Regions from separate parts of the Homo sapiens genome. Here regions 1 and 2 are each linked to region 3. A link is a contact called in ENCODE Hi-C or POLR2A ChIA-PET data. All regions are on one chromosome and are shown on one strand. Each heading gives the region's core, a stretch centred on a gene start or an enhancer-like site at or near the end of the contact. The rest is flanking DNA. Distances are from core to core; before and after follow the strand shown. Region 1 holds the start of KRTAP19-8 (keratin associated protein 19-8). Region 2 has its middle 37 kb from the start of MIS18A. Region 3 holds the start of SOD1 (superoxide dismutase 1).

Evidence for each region. A loop is a pair of places that touch in the nucleus more often than their neighbours do. ChIA-PET counts read pairs that join two places held with the same protein, here RNA polymerase II (POLR2A). Pooled maps may share reads with other maps.
Region 1: a map with no recorded cell type shows a loop between it and region 3 (4-fold over the local background). The contact joins the promoter of KRTAP19-8 here to the promoter of SOD1 in region 3. A Hi-C loop is called at or near these places in 2 of 37 single-sample maps with no recorded cell type and 2 of 50 pooled maps.
Region 2: a pooled map shows a loop between it and region 3 (2.7-fold over the local background). The contact joins the enhancer-like site here to the promoter of SOD1 in region 3. A Hi-C loop is called at or near these places in 3 of 168 maps with a recorded cell type or tissue (ascending aorta, chondrocyte and sigmoid colon) and 14 of 50 pooled maps. POLR2A ChIA-PET finds 5 or more read pairs at or near these places in 1 of 52 experiments (RWPE1).

The regions. Positions count from the first base shown.
Region 1 is chr21:31,035,817-31,039,815 of GRCh38, reverse strand. It overlaps KRTAP19-8 (keratin associated protein 19-8), which reads left to right and starts at 1,340. Exons shown (of 1, transcript NM_001099219.1): 1 at 1,340-1,657. The coding sequence starts at 1,373. The coding sequence ends at 1,564. It overlaps LOC105372774 (a long non-coding RNA gene), which reads right to left. Exons shown (of 3, transcript XR_937657.2): 3 at 3,548-3,622. RefSeq lists an enhancer at 461-630.
Region 2 is chr21:32,239,666-32,243,678 of GRCh38, reverse strand. It overlaps a transcript of MIS18A not described here. Among named protein-coding and RNA genes, the nearest start is that of MIS18A, 37 kb to the left of the region's middle. Within about 2 kb of position 2,143, at least 2 of the 41 ENCODE cell types and tissues checked have a DNase peak (open chromatin) inside an H3K27ac peak, as active enhancers do.
Region 3 is chr21:31,658,395-31,662,560 of GRCh38, reverse strand. It overlaps SOD1 (superoxide dismutase 1), which reads right to left and starts at 2,868. Exons shown (of 5, transcript NM_000454.5): 1 at 2,720-2,868. The coding sequence starts at 2,791. It overlaps SOD1-DT (SOD1 divergent transcript), which reads left to right and starts at 2,537. Exons shown (of 3, transcript NR_187558.1): 1 at 2,537-3,164. RefSeq lists enhancers at 508-1,016, 1,017-1,526, 2,026-2,225 and silencers at 2,386-2,665, 2,936-3,255.

The DNA.
Region 1 (3,999 bases), core at 91-2,590, 620 kb after region 3:
TTGCCTTTGTTGTACAACATCTATAAAAATGTGATGATGAAAAAAAACAGGTGAAAGTGAATGATTTAGGTTCTAGTCTGGGTTTTGTCACTCACTGGGTGATCTGACCAATCTTCTCCAATTCTGTTTCATCATCTGTAAAGTAAGAGGGTTACACCAGTTCTGATATTATATTATTCTATCTGAAGTGATTATTAATAGTATATAGAATAGTCGTACTGCTTATGTGCTTGAAATTGGTTTTGATACCAATGGCTAAGTAGAAGTGATTCTGACCCTTATCATGAACACTTCAGTGGGCTTCATTCTTCAAAAAGAAAATGTCATATTTAAGTATTTTTAATTTTACATATTTCTGTAAATTGTAGTTTAATTAAGGTTTCCTTAGAGAGCAGAAGATGGAATCCCAGAATTTGGAAAACAGCTTTTTAAAACCTCTTTGCTGATTGTGTTAGGAATTTAGTAAGGCAGAGAGGGCTGCCTGCCTACCTGTGACTGTGGAGTCAGATGGGTAGATCCAGTACTCAGATGTTAATCTCTTTAGAAGATTATTTTTTAAAAAGAAGATTACAAAGATGAAGAATATGGTATCACTTTGCAAAAATCACACCCACGGCTCTTGCCCCTAGTGTTATTTCCTATATAAACATTGAATAATGAAAAAGTCTTGCAGTAAGAGCTAAGAGCTATCAAAAGTTTCATAAACAACATTGAGTTAAAAGGGTAGTAATGTGTAAGGAAACAAAATTTTTCCATTTGGGTTTTTCTCTCTCTCTTAAAAAAATAAATGTGATCCTTTTGTGCTATCAGCTACATTTTGTTGGATTTATACAGTAAGTGTACCTCTTCTATTACTTCACTAACTTAAATAACAAAGATGAAGGGGAAAAACTCATGGGATTGGGAAGGGCAGTTCTTATTTACAGCCATATCTCTAGCTCTGAGCATAGTGCCTGGGATGCATTAGTTGGGCATTAAATATTTGTGCAAGGAATACATTAAGAATTGGATACTGGGAAGGGGCTGTAATGAAAGAACAATTTTAGGTGACAAAATGGGAGCTGATTGCTGCTCTTATGTCTGATTATAGAGCTTTAACTATGATGGTCAAAGCAAGAGGGCTTTGAAGACAGCATAATCATCCTGTGGAATCCAAACTGCACAGAAATCGAATGAAAACATCTTTAATTAGTGTCAGGAATTGTCCTACAGTTTTAAGATGAGTGAGTTTTTTTTCATGCAATTGAATCTACGCCATGAGAAGTCTACCCCACTAATCACTGAGGATGTATAAAAGTCCCAGGGAAGCTGGTGATAGTTGTACTCAGGAAACTTGCCCTTGACCTCCAAACACATCTACAGTTGCTGAACCATGAGCTACTACAGAAGCTATTATGGAGGCCTGGGCTATGGCTATGGAGGCTTTGGTGGCTGGGGCTATGGCTATGGCTGCGGCTATGGCAGCTTCCGCAGGTTGGGCTATGGCTGTGGCTACGGAGGCTATGGATTCAGCTGTTGCCGACCATTATACTACGGAGGATATGGATTCTCTGCCTTCTACTGAAGAGTGAACTCATTCTTTGGATCACTAGAATCTGTCTATCATCCTGACTTAATTCTCCTTTCAGGTCTTTTTACCCCCTCTGTGAATTGCGCAGCCACTTTCTTGATAAACCAGACAAAGCAGCAAAGGGTGCCTTGTGAACTCTTCAAAGTCAAGACTCAATTCTGGCAACAAACACAACAGAATCAGTGGCAGCAGCAAGGGGAGCCCTTCCTGTAGAATGACCTAGAATCCCACCTTTCAAGCTGTGAATCCCTCTCTTCCCTTATTAATATATCAACATGGCACCAACTCTTCTTCTATTTCAATAAACTAATTTTAATAGTAGAGCAAATTTGGTTTAATTTTTTTTTCTGTTTTACTGTGGTAAGAACACTTAACATGAGATCTACCCTCCTAACAACTGTTTGAGTCAACCATACATTATTGTCGACTACAGGTACCATACTGTATAGCTGATCTCTAAGGTCCGTTCACCTTGCCTGACTTAAACTTCATGCCTCTTTGTCAGTAACTGCCTATTTCTCCCTTCACCCAGCCCTTGGTAACTGCCATTCTACTCTTGGATTCTACAAATTTCACTCTTTTGGATGCCTCATGTAAAGTGGAATCGGGCAGTATTTGTCTTTCTGTGGCTGGTATATCTCACTTGGTTTCATTTCTATTGATTCATTTCACAGAACCAGACCCAAGCTTCCAGGATCTGTGTGTGTGTTAATTCACCATTGTATATTCTGTGGTCATGACAATACCTGGCATGTATAAGGCAGTCAAGAATATTTGTGGATTAAGAAACTTGCTCATCAGTGTTATAATATAAAATCATTTTTAATCTGTCCAGTGGTTTGGGGATAATTTGGGGATAATGGTGTTCTTTTATAGCTCTCCACCCTCTTCTCACCCCATTTCCTCTTATACACACACATACTCACACACTCTGGTCAAATATCTCCCACCCTAGGTGGAGTTTATTTTTGCCCCAGCAGCTGACAAAAAACCTCAACAGTAGCACTCCATATGTACACCCTTACAGGGTCAGGCAGAATGCCTTGCATTTTGTCAAGAAGCATAAATGAAAAATTATTTGCTTTCAAGGCAAGCTACAGATATTTGCCACATAACTGGAAAATGTGCACGTCTGGACTTCACCATAAACAACCTAATGTCTATCAACAGTATAATGGAAAAATAAATTGCAGTATAGTCTTACAATGGAATATTACACAGCAATGACAATGGCCAAACTAGAGCTATAGGCAACAACCTGGCTGAACCTCACGATCATAATGTGGAGTGAAAGGACCCAGGCATAGTAGAATAAATACAGTATGAGCCCATTTATTTAAGTTTTTAGACAAGAAAAACGACATTACAGGGTTAGAAGTCAGGATAGTCGTTACCTTTGGGAAGACAGTATTCATGGGAGGACTTGAGGGGGACTTCTGAGGTGCTGGCAATTTTCCATGTTTTGATCTGGAAGTGGTTACATGGAGGTTCTTTCTAAGTTATTAAATTTATGTTGTGTGTATTTTTCAGCATGTTTGTTATATTTCAATTTAAAATGGTCTAAAAATTGATAATATTCCATGATTTCAAAAGTGCCTTCTAGGAGCAGATAATTCAGATAGTTCAAATTTTTTTGAGGACCTACTTTGTATTACATGCTGGCTACGTCATATGGAAATTTCAAATGAATAATACATCGCTTTTGGTGTCAAGAAACTCAAAATATAGCAGCCCATAATAGAGACATAGGTGGGGAAGGGAGGTCTTTGAGAAGGGAGTGGTGAGTTTCTATTCCAAAATTTAGGAGATTAGGAAAGTTTCTCCTAATGTGTCTAAGCCTCAACTTTAGGATATATACATGTTATTAGTATTGTTAGTCACAAATCTAATCGTATCTGAAAGAATAAGACCTAAAGAAAGTTAAACAGTAACCACAAAGAAAATCAAGTGAAAAACATGAATTAAGAAACTTCTTACCTATGGGTTTCTCTCTTTAGCTTACATAGGAAGTGCATTTTGCTCAGTGGACACGGAGTATATTTGCTGAGTGTGCTGCGGGTAATATGAGTAGGAGATGTGTATGATTAACAGAGAAAACAAATCTAGCTCAATACTGACAAAACTTCAAAGGGAATTTTGATGCCTAAAATTGTTCTGGATGATTTTGAAAATTATATAATAGGCTAAATTATTCTTTGGAATATTGTGAGAAAAATTTGTTATGCTGATAGGAAAGATGCAAATATATTAACAAAAATGGTGTTTGCCATCCTTTAATTAATTTATCTACTCTATTAAAATGGTTTGGATAAGTAAAGATATACAGTTACTAATATCCTTTGTGTTTCTCAAAGATATTTTAGTTAGGCAACAGTATTCATGATTTTATATAAAGCCTTCAGCATTTCAATAGTGTTGCCTGATGTGTT
Region 2 (4,013 bases), core at 894-3,393, 580 kb before region 3:
GCTCACATTTCTCTTGGGTAAACCCCTGTGAGTAGGATTGCTGGGTCATATGGTAAGTCTGTGTTTAACTTTATAAGAAATGTTTAGATGTTCCAGTTTCTCTGCATCCTCACCGGCACTTGTTACTGTCAGGTTTTAGGTGTACAGTGGTGCTTCATGATCATTTTCATTTGCATCTGCCTAATGACTATGATAAACATCTTTTTCATATGCTTGTCACATATATATACCATTTGGTAACACACCTATTCTAGTGTTTTGACCATTTTTTAAAAACTGGGTTGTCTGATTTTCTTACTGCTGCACTTTGGTAGTTCTTTTTATATTCTAGATCCAACTCTTTTTTTAGGTATTTAAAAAATATTATCTCCCAGTCTGTAGCTTGATTTTTTATTCTCTTAACTTTTCACTGAGCAAGTTTTTGATTTTGATAAAGTCCAATTTAGCAACTTTATCTTTTTTGGTGTCATATCTACGAACTCTTTGCCTAATCCCAGATTACAAAGATTTTCTCCTGTGTTTGCTTCTAAAACGTTTAACGTTTTTCATTTAGGTTTGTGATCTATTTTGAATTTTTTTTAATAAGGTGTGAGGTTTCTGCTGAAGTTTATTTATTTTGCCTCTGGATGTCCAATAAGTCCACACCGTTTGTTGGAAAGCCATCCTTCTTCCAGTGAATCGCTTTTCACCTTTGTCAAGAATCAGTTGGTTCTGTCTGTGTGGGTCTGTTTCCAGGTGCTCTCTTTTGTTCTGCCAGTACCACACTGTCTTGGGGAGGTAGATAAATAGTTCACTCACTTGTTAGGAGTCTGGCTACACTTTTGCTGAAAGAAGTGTTTTAAAACATTACCAGTTCGACATGGCCCCACCATGTCTGAGTCTTCACTACCCCTGTCCATCCATCAGAGTCCCACAACACTGGGAGCTTCTGGAGGGCAGGGATAGGGACATTCTTTTTGATAAGCCCAGCACAGGACCTTCCACATAGCAGGTGCTCAATCATATTTGTGGGGAAAAAAATGACTAATGATTCACTGGCTAAATACTGTCTACATTCAAGAATACAGACAAGAAGTCACATTTAGAAGGAGGCTTTTAATCACAGAGTGACCATTTTACAAACAGGGAGCAGAGACATTTTTGCTGTGCTCCAGCACTCAAAAACTTTTTCTTTTTTTTTTAAGTACAGTCTAATTCAGATGAAGAAAATATACTTATGGGCTATGACCTTTTTCCCCAACCAAAATGAAATAATTATATTAAATGCCATGAAAAAAATGATGTATATTTATACCTAAGATTATCTATTTTACTCAGTAGAAGAATATGATGAGGAAACAGGCACTGGCTTTCACCTTCCGAAATGGCCATATCCAGGCATCTTTGGAAAGTGACAGGCCATGGAGCCTTATCATCCCTCCTCCTGATGTGGATTCAGGTTTATATTGGAAAATTCAATCGCTCTCAGGCTGCTTCTTGCTGCTGTAAAAATCCTTTCTGGCCGGGCGCGATGGCTCGCGCCTGTAATCCCAGCACTTTGGGAGGCTGAGGCGGGTGGATCACGAGGTCAGGAGATCGAGACCATCCTGGCTAACACAGTGAAACCCCGTCTCTACTAAAAACACACAAAAATATAGCCGGGCGTGGTGGCGGGCGCCTGTAGTCCCAGCTACTCGGGAGGCTGAGGCAGGAGAGTGGCGTGAACCCGGGAGGCGGAGCTTGCAGTGAGCCGAGATGGCGCCACTGCACTCCAGCCTGGGCGACAGAGCGAACTCCGTCTCAACAACAACAACAACAACAAAAAACCCAAAATCCTTTCTGGTATGAAATTGTCAAGAGAGCAACACAGAAGAATTTCTTTGAGTCTTCTGTGGGACAAGAAAATAGCTCGATAAGGCAGTTTTCCATAATTGTGCTCTTTATAGTGAAATGTTACCGCTTTGCCTCTGAGCTGTTAAGGGTTGACATGTGTGTCTTTTATTACACCTGCCAGGGGAGGAAAGAATGTCAGAAACCCAGCCTGAGAAGCCCTAGTTCCTTCTCTGATGTTTAATTTCTTACATCTCTGCTTCAGACAGTCTGGTCTAGCAGACAGGCAACAAGGCCGAGGTAGCTGGCTCCAAGTCTTCCTAAATTCTCAGGAACTCCATGTTCCTTCCAAGGAAAGGGAAATAGGATGTAGCCCATCACCCTGCCACACCATCTTCACTGAGACAGAATCATAAGAACGATGACACTTAAGTTACCATTTGGGGTCACATCCTTGACAGTTGGCTCTGTTGCTTTCTTGAGTTTTTTTTTTTTTTTTTTATTGTCAGCTAGACATTTTGCTTCTTCAAATAAAGCAGTACTCCACTGGAATGTTGCTCGGATTTTAATTGTGTTTTCTTTGGATGGAAAAGAATTTGAAGTTCTACTTTCGTAATAACCACACCAAATGATTTACTTAAACTGAAAGTGAACAGTCAGTTACATGTTTAGTTTTCAGTCATGACATTGTATATGAAAGTTATGAAAAAGTAAGTGCCATCTATGTTGACTCTGAAAAAATATACATATAAAAATCACTACGGTCTCTCTAGAAACGCTGAAAGCCAAATATAATCTTAACATTTAAATGTGAACTTGAGGAATAGGGCCACATTTTAACAGCTTGACAGGCTTCGGTTTCAGCTGCTTTCTTTAAAGAGAAATTTCTAAATATTTAAGCAGCATCTGTCAAGTCTCCCAGACATGAGCCATGAATGAGACTTCCTGTATTATGGGGATTGTAGTGACTGCTAGAAAAATAAACTGCAAATAAATGAATCCAAGGGAGAGGGATGCAAATACGCTCTGCAGTACGAGTTCACTGAGAAGGGAGGCTGGACTAATTTCCTTGAGTAGGTACTTTAAAAAAACCAAAACCACATCTTTTGGGCGTCAGTGTCTGTGGCAGTCCATTGCAGACACAGATGTTTGTGTACAAAGACCAGGGCATTCATGTATAAATACAAGTAAGTGTAGCAACATATATTGTACATCCAAGTCTTATTTAATCGTGACAACATTTTTGTGTGCTATTATTATCACCATCCTGTAGATGGAGAAGAAACCAAGTCTGGCTGTATCCCTTGATTTTGCCCAGGGTCACGGTCTTAGTTTGTTTTGGCTGCTATAAGAAAATACCACCAACTGGGTGGCTTATAAACAACAACTGTGAGAAATTTAGTTCTCACAGTTCTGGAGGCTGGGAAGTCCAAGAACAAGGCCCCGTAGGTTTGGCATCTGGTGGCAGCTGCTCTTGGTTCCTAGATGGCATCTTCTTGCTGGGTACTCATGTGGCGGAAGGGACAACTCTCCTCTCTTTAGCTCCTTACAAGGACACTAATCCCATTCGTGAGGGCTTCACCTTCGTGACCTAATCACCTGTCCAGAGACATTCCAGTACCACCATGTTGGGGATTAGGTTTTAACGTATGAATTTAAGGGACACAGAGGTTCAGTCCATGCATCATGTAATTGGTTGATGTTGGTTCTGCTGTCTCCAGAACCAACATTGCAGCAATGCGATGCAACGTTCGCAGCACTGTGACATTGACATCATTGTGTCCCCCACAGACCTGGACTGCGTATTTGTACGTAATTCCCAACAACTCAAATGGAATTCTGCTTTAAGGATGCCTACTTATTTATTTATAACTTCTTTTGTTTCAATAGTACCCAGAAGAAAAAGATGTCTGTGGTTCAGGAAAGGTGATCAGGAATAACCCAGCAGCCCCTTTCAGTCAACAGCAGTGTATTTTTCTTTGAAACCACCAAAGATTTTCTCCTTAGGAAAATGTCCTTGGCATGTAATTAATGTGCCAATCCCGTAGCACTTTTCTTCCTCAGAGGGCTAAATAGAGTTTGAGCTTCCTTTGTTTAAAAGCAGCAACAGAAAATACCAAACCTAAGGGTGGAACTCATGCTGAGCCCTTTTCCCGTTCTGTTTTCTTTCTCGTGGCTCTTCTGTGGTCAGAATATTATAAAAG
Region 3 (4,166 bases), core at 1,619-4,118:
GGTAATGGTGACAGGTAATGGTGCTCCGTGGCTACATACAGAAATCAAGGAAGTTACAACTAGATCTCAGGACTAAAATAAACACAACATCCACACCACACCGTCATACAACATGTCAGTGTCTCTTGTTTTTAGCTTGGTTTGTTTTCAAATACGGCCAACAGTTAAGGGGCATTAACCCTTAAGATGTGACTTTCCACTGGAAAATATCATTGCTCAAATGAAGTATCCTGGCAATTGCTGCCTTTTTAAATTCTTTTCTTTTTGACAATAGATACTGTGACTCTTCTACAACCTTTAATTTTGGAAAAACTCAAATGTGAAAGTTGTCCCTCAAACACTCTGTTATCAAGAGCACAGGGCCAAAAACAGCAGGTTCTTTGAAACCTCCATTTAACCGGTAATACATTCAGGACATCTAAGTAGCTGTGCTCGGGTACAACCCTGCAGGGACCAGGCTATGAACTTAAGTGAATAACACAGGCCTGGGAAGCGAAAAAATATATGAACTGCTACAGCAGTACTGTCCTGGGCTAATGAAGGCTCAGTATGAAGAGATCTCCAAAAATTCTTCAAGAGAAGCTAGGAAAACTGGATTAATACGTGAAAAATTCTGATCTGTAAAAACTAGCAAAGAGTCCAAGATTTTAAACACGGAATAGGCCAAGCCAAGTAGCTGATAGCCAATGTATTATCTCTGCATATCTGGAAAGCTGGAATGCTCCACTATCCAAGGCTCATTCTCAGGTACAACGGGCACCAAACAAAACGAAGTCAGGCGCTTAAAAGAAGGAACTATGCAAGCTGCTCAGGGAAGGTGGAAAACCTGGGTTCATGCATGGATTCTCAATGGCCAGGGAGAAGGGATTCCTCAGAGGCGTCTTAAGAATAGCACTGGTGGCCGGGCGGGGTGGCTCACGCCTGTAATCCCAGCACTTTGGGAGGCCGAGGCGGGTGGATCACGACGTCAACAGATCGAGACCATCCTGGCCAACATGGTGAAACGCCGTCTCTACTAAAATATAAAAAATTAGCCAGGCGTGGCGGCGCGCGCCTGTAGTCCCAGCTACCCGGGAGGCTGAGGCAGGAGAATTGCTTGAACCTGGGAGGCGGAGGTTGCAGTGAGCTGAGATCGCGCCACTGCACTCCAGCCTGGGCGACAGAGCGAGACTTGGTCTGAAAAACAAAACACTAGTACTGGTGAATTATGTGGGGAGAAGTAAAGAGGGACAAAAAGAAGTCTGACAAATGAAACAGCAAAATGGAGTCAAATGCCAAAGAACCTTTTCCAGAAAATCTGGAGACCTATTAAAGAAAAAGGCTAAACTCATTATCTCCCTCACATATATTTCAGACATTTACACAGACTAACTGTTCCTGTCCTCTCACGTTTCTGTAAACCCCTTTAAAGACTGAATCTCATTCGTATAGTAAATATTCCCTCATGATTTTTAAGCCGAGTGCAAGAGAAAATTTTCCACCAGTTGGTAACTTCACTAAGGTTCTGGGGACAGTGTTATCACAAGCACCTTCCTTGCAACACGTTTTGTAATTTTACTGATAAAAGTTCTGAAAATATTTCTGTATATTTTACAAGAGTCGTTCAGAAGTTTGTCTCTGACCATCTTAGCAACCTGCCTACTGGCAGAGCAATTTTAAAGCCACTTTACGAAAATGTGGCTTAAGAAATGCTCCGACAACAGTTATTAAGTGCCAATTCGGTGTAATGGAAACTCCAGGTCTTCTAATTTCCAAATACGAAACTCCACCCACTGTCCTCAAACGACAGTTCTCAATCGTAGGTGCACATCAAAATCACTTTTGGAAACTTTCAAAAAACAGCAATACTCACCCTGCACTAGGACAGGTTTTGATGTAATTGGTCGGAGGTTGGGCTCTGGTGTATTTTTAGTAAGATCTTCAAATAAGCTAACTGTGCACCCAAAGTTAAGATCACTGCCCTCAAAAATCCCCAAAAGGGTCAGTTAAACCTCTGGCTCCCGGAGCTTAGGAGGAGGAAAAGGACCTCTGTTCAAGGCTACCTTCTCTGCCCTTGCAGCCCAATCATGACCTAGAACAGAGGCCAGCAAACTTCCCTGCAAAGTGTCACACAAACGGTCTCTGTTGCGTATTTTTGTTTTCCAAAGCCTTTTAAAAATATAAAAACCATTCCTAGCCTTAGAGCTGTACAAAAGCGAAGACTCCCTGACCTAGAGCGCTGAAGCCGGAAAGCGGAGAGGGATGCGAAGACACCAGGCGGGCCCAGGCGCAGTCGCCATCCCCGGGCTGGGCCTGGCACTGCGCCACTCGGTGTCCGCGGGACCCTCAGGAACGAGAACACGGCCAAGCAAGGGACGAGCACAGCCGCTCCAGGCACCACGACAGACCCGCGGCGGCGGCCCAAGGACCACAGAGGGCAGCACGCCCGCCCCCGCCCCTCCCCGGCCCGCGGCAATCCCTCCCCGCGCTCCCGCCACGCGCAGGCCCAGCCCCGCGGCGGCCTCGGTCCCACGCCCCGCGCCCGGGCCCGCCCGGTGACTCAGCACTTGGGCACCGCACCGCTGGGGGCGAAGGCACCGACCGGGCGGCACGGGCCGGGACCGGGCGCTGGACCAGGGCGGCCCCGAGGCCTGGCGGGCGACCCGCTCCTAGCAAAGGTGCGCGGGGGGACGAGCGGGTGGGAGCGGCCTCGCAAACAAGCCTCCGTCCCAGCCCTTGCCTTCTGCTCGAAATTGATGATGCCCTGCACTGGGCCGTCGCCCTTCAGCACGCACACGGCCTTCGTCGCCATAACTCGCTAGGCCACGCCGAGGTCCTGGTTCCGAGGACTGCAACGGAAACCCCAGACGCTGCAGGAGACTACGACGCAAACCAGCACCCCGTCTCCGCGACTACTTTATAGGCCAGACCTCCGCGCCTCGCCCACTCTGGCCCCAAACCAATCGCCTCGCACGCGCTCAGCCCGCCCCCTGCGGCAGCCTCGGGTCGCGAGTGGCCGGGAATGACTGGGGGCGGGGCCAAGGGGCCGCGTGCGCCGGAGACTCCCCCCGCCCCGCAGCCGGGAAACGTCCAGAACCCCGAAATGTGGAGAAAACAACCTTCTTTTCACGGGGGCGTGGCCCGCCGGTTGCAGTACGCGAAATTGGCAAAATGATGTAAACAGGGTACGCTTTGAAAATCTGAAGTCACTTTGTCTAGAAATGTCATTAGTTATGACTGAGTTTGGCCACAGCGTCTCATTTGTTACTCAGCAATTGGGACGCCCCAAGATGGATGCTTTTGTAGTTTTCATTTTTTTGTCTTGTTTTTTAGTTTTCTGAGGGTATAGAAAGTCGCTACACCTCAATCCCGGGACTTACCTTTTCTTCCCCTGCAATTTTCTTAGTCCTTAGTATAGAGTTTCTTATTTGGTTGGCAGAATTCGGTATTCTTTTTATATTTTTCCTGTTTGGCAAGGCCACAACCCTACAGATAACCAAACGGCAACTAGTTGGCTTCTAGGCATCACCTGCGTTTTTGTCTGGCCTAAAGGCCACAACACTCAAGGAGGGTAGAATGGTGAAATAATTTATGATGCCTCCATACAACAGGAATGATAAATATGACTTACCTTTCAAGGGAAATATTTCAAAAACATATTGTGAAATGAGAAAATAGTGCAAACTACTTTTGTCCGGGGCGAGGGGGTTGTTTGTTTGATTTTTGAGACAGGGTCTCGCTCTGTCACCCAGGCTGGAGTGCAGTGGCGCCATCATAGCTCACTGCAGCCTCCACCTCCTGGGTTCAAGCCATCCTCCTGCCTCAGCCTCCCAAGTACCTGGGACCACAGGCATGTGCCACCACACCTGGCTGATTTTTGTATTTTGGGTACAGATGGGGTTTTACCATGTTGCCCAGGCTGGTTTCAAACTCCTGAGCTCAAGCCAGCCATCTACCCACCTCGGCCTCCCAAAGTGCTGGGATTACAGACATGAGCCACCACGTCCAGCCTAGTACTTAATATTGAGTATGGCAAAATACTGAGACTTAATTGAAGTCCAGTGTGAAACAACAATAGAAGCTATTCCAGCCTCGTTTGGAGTACACTACTATCGATTTATTTACTTATTTATTATTTACGCTATTTAGACCCTCAGACTCTAATGCATCCTCTATCAGAGAAATAC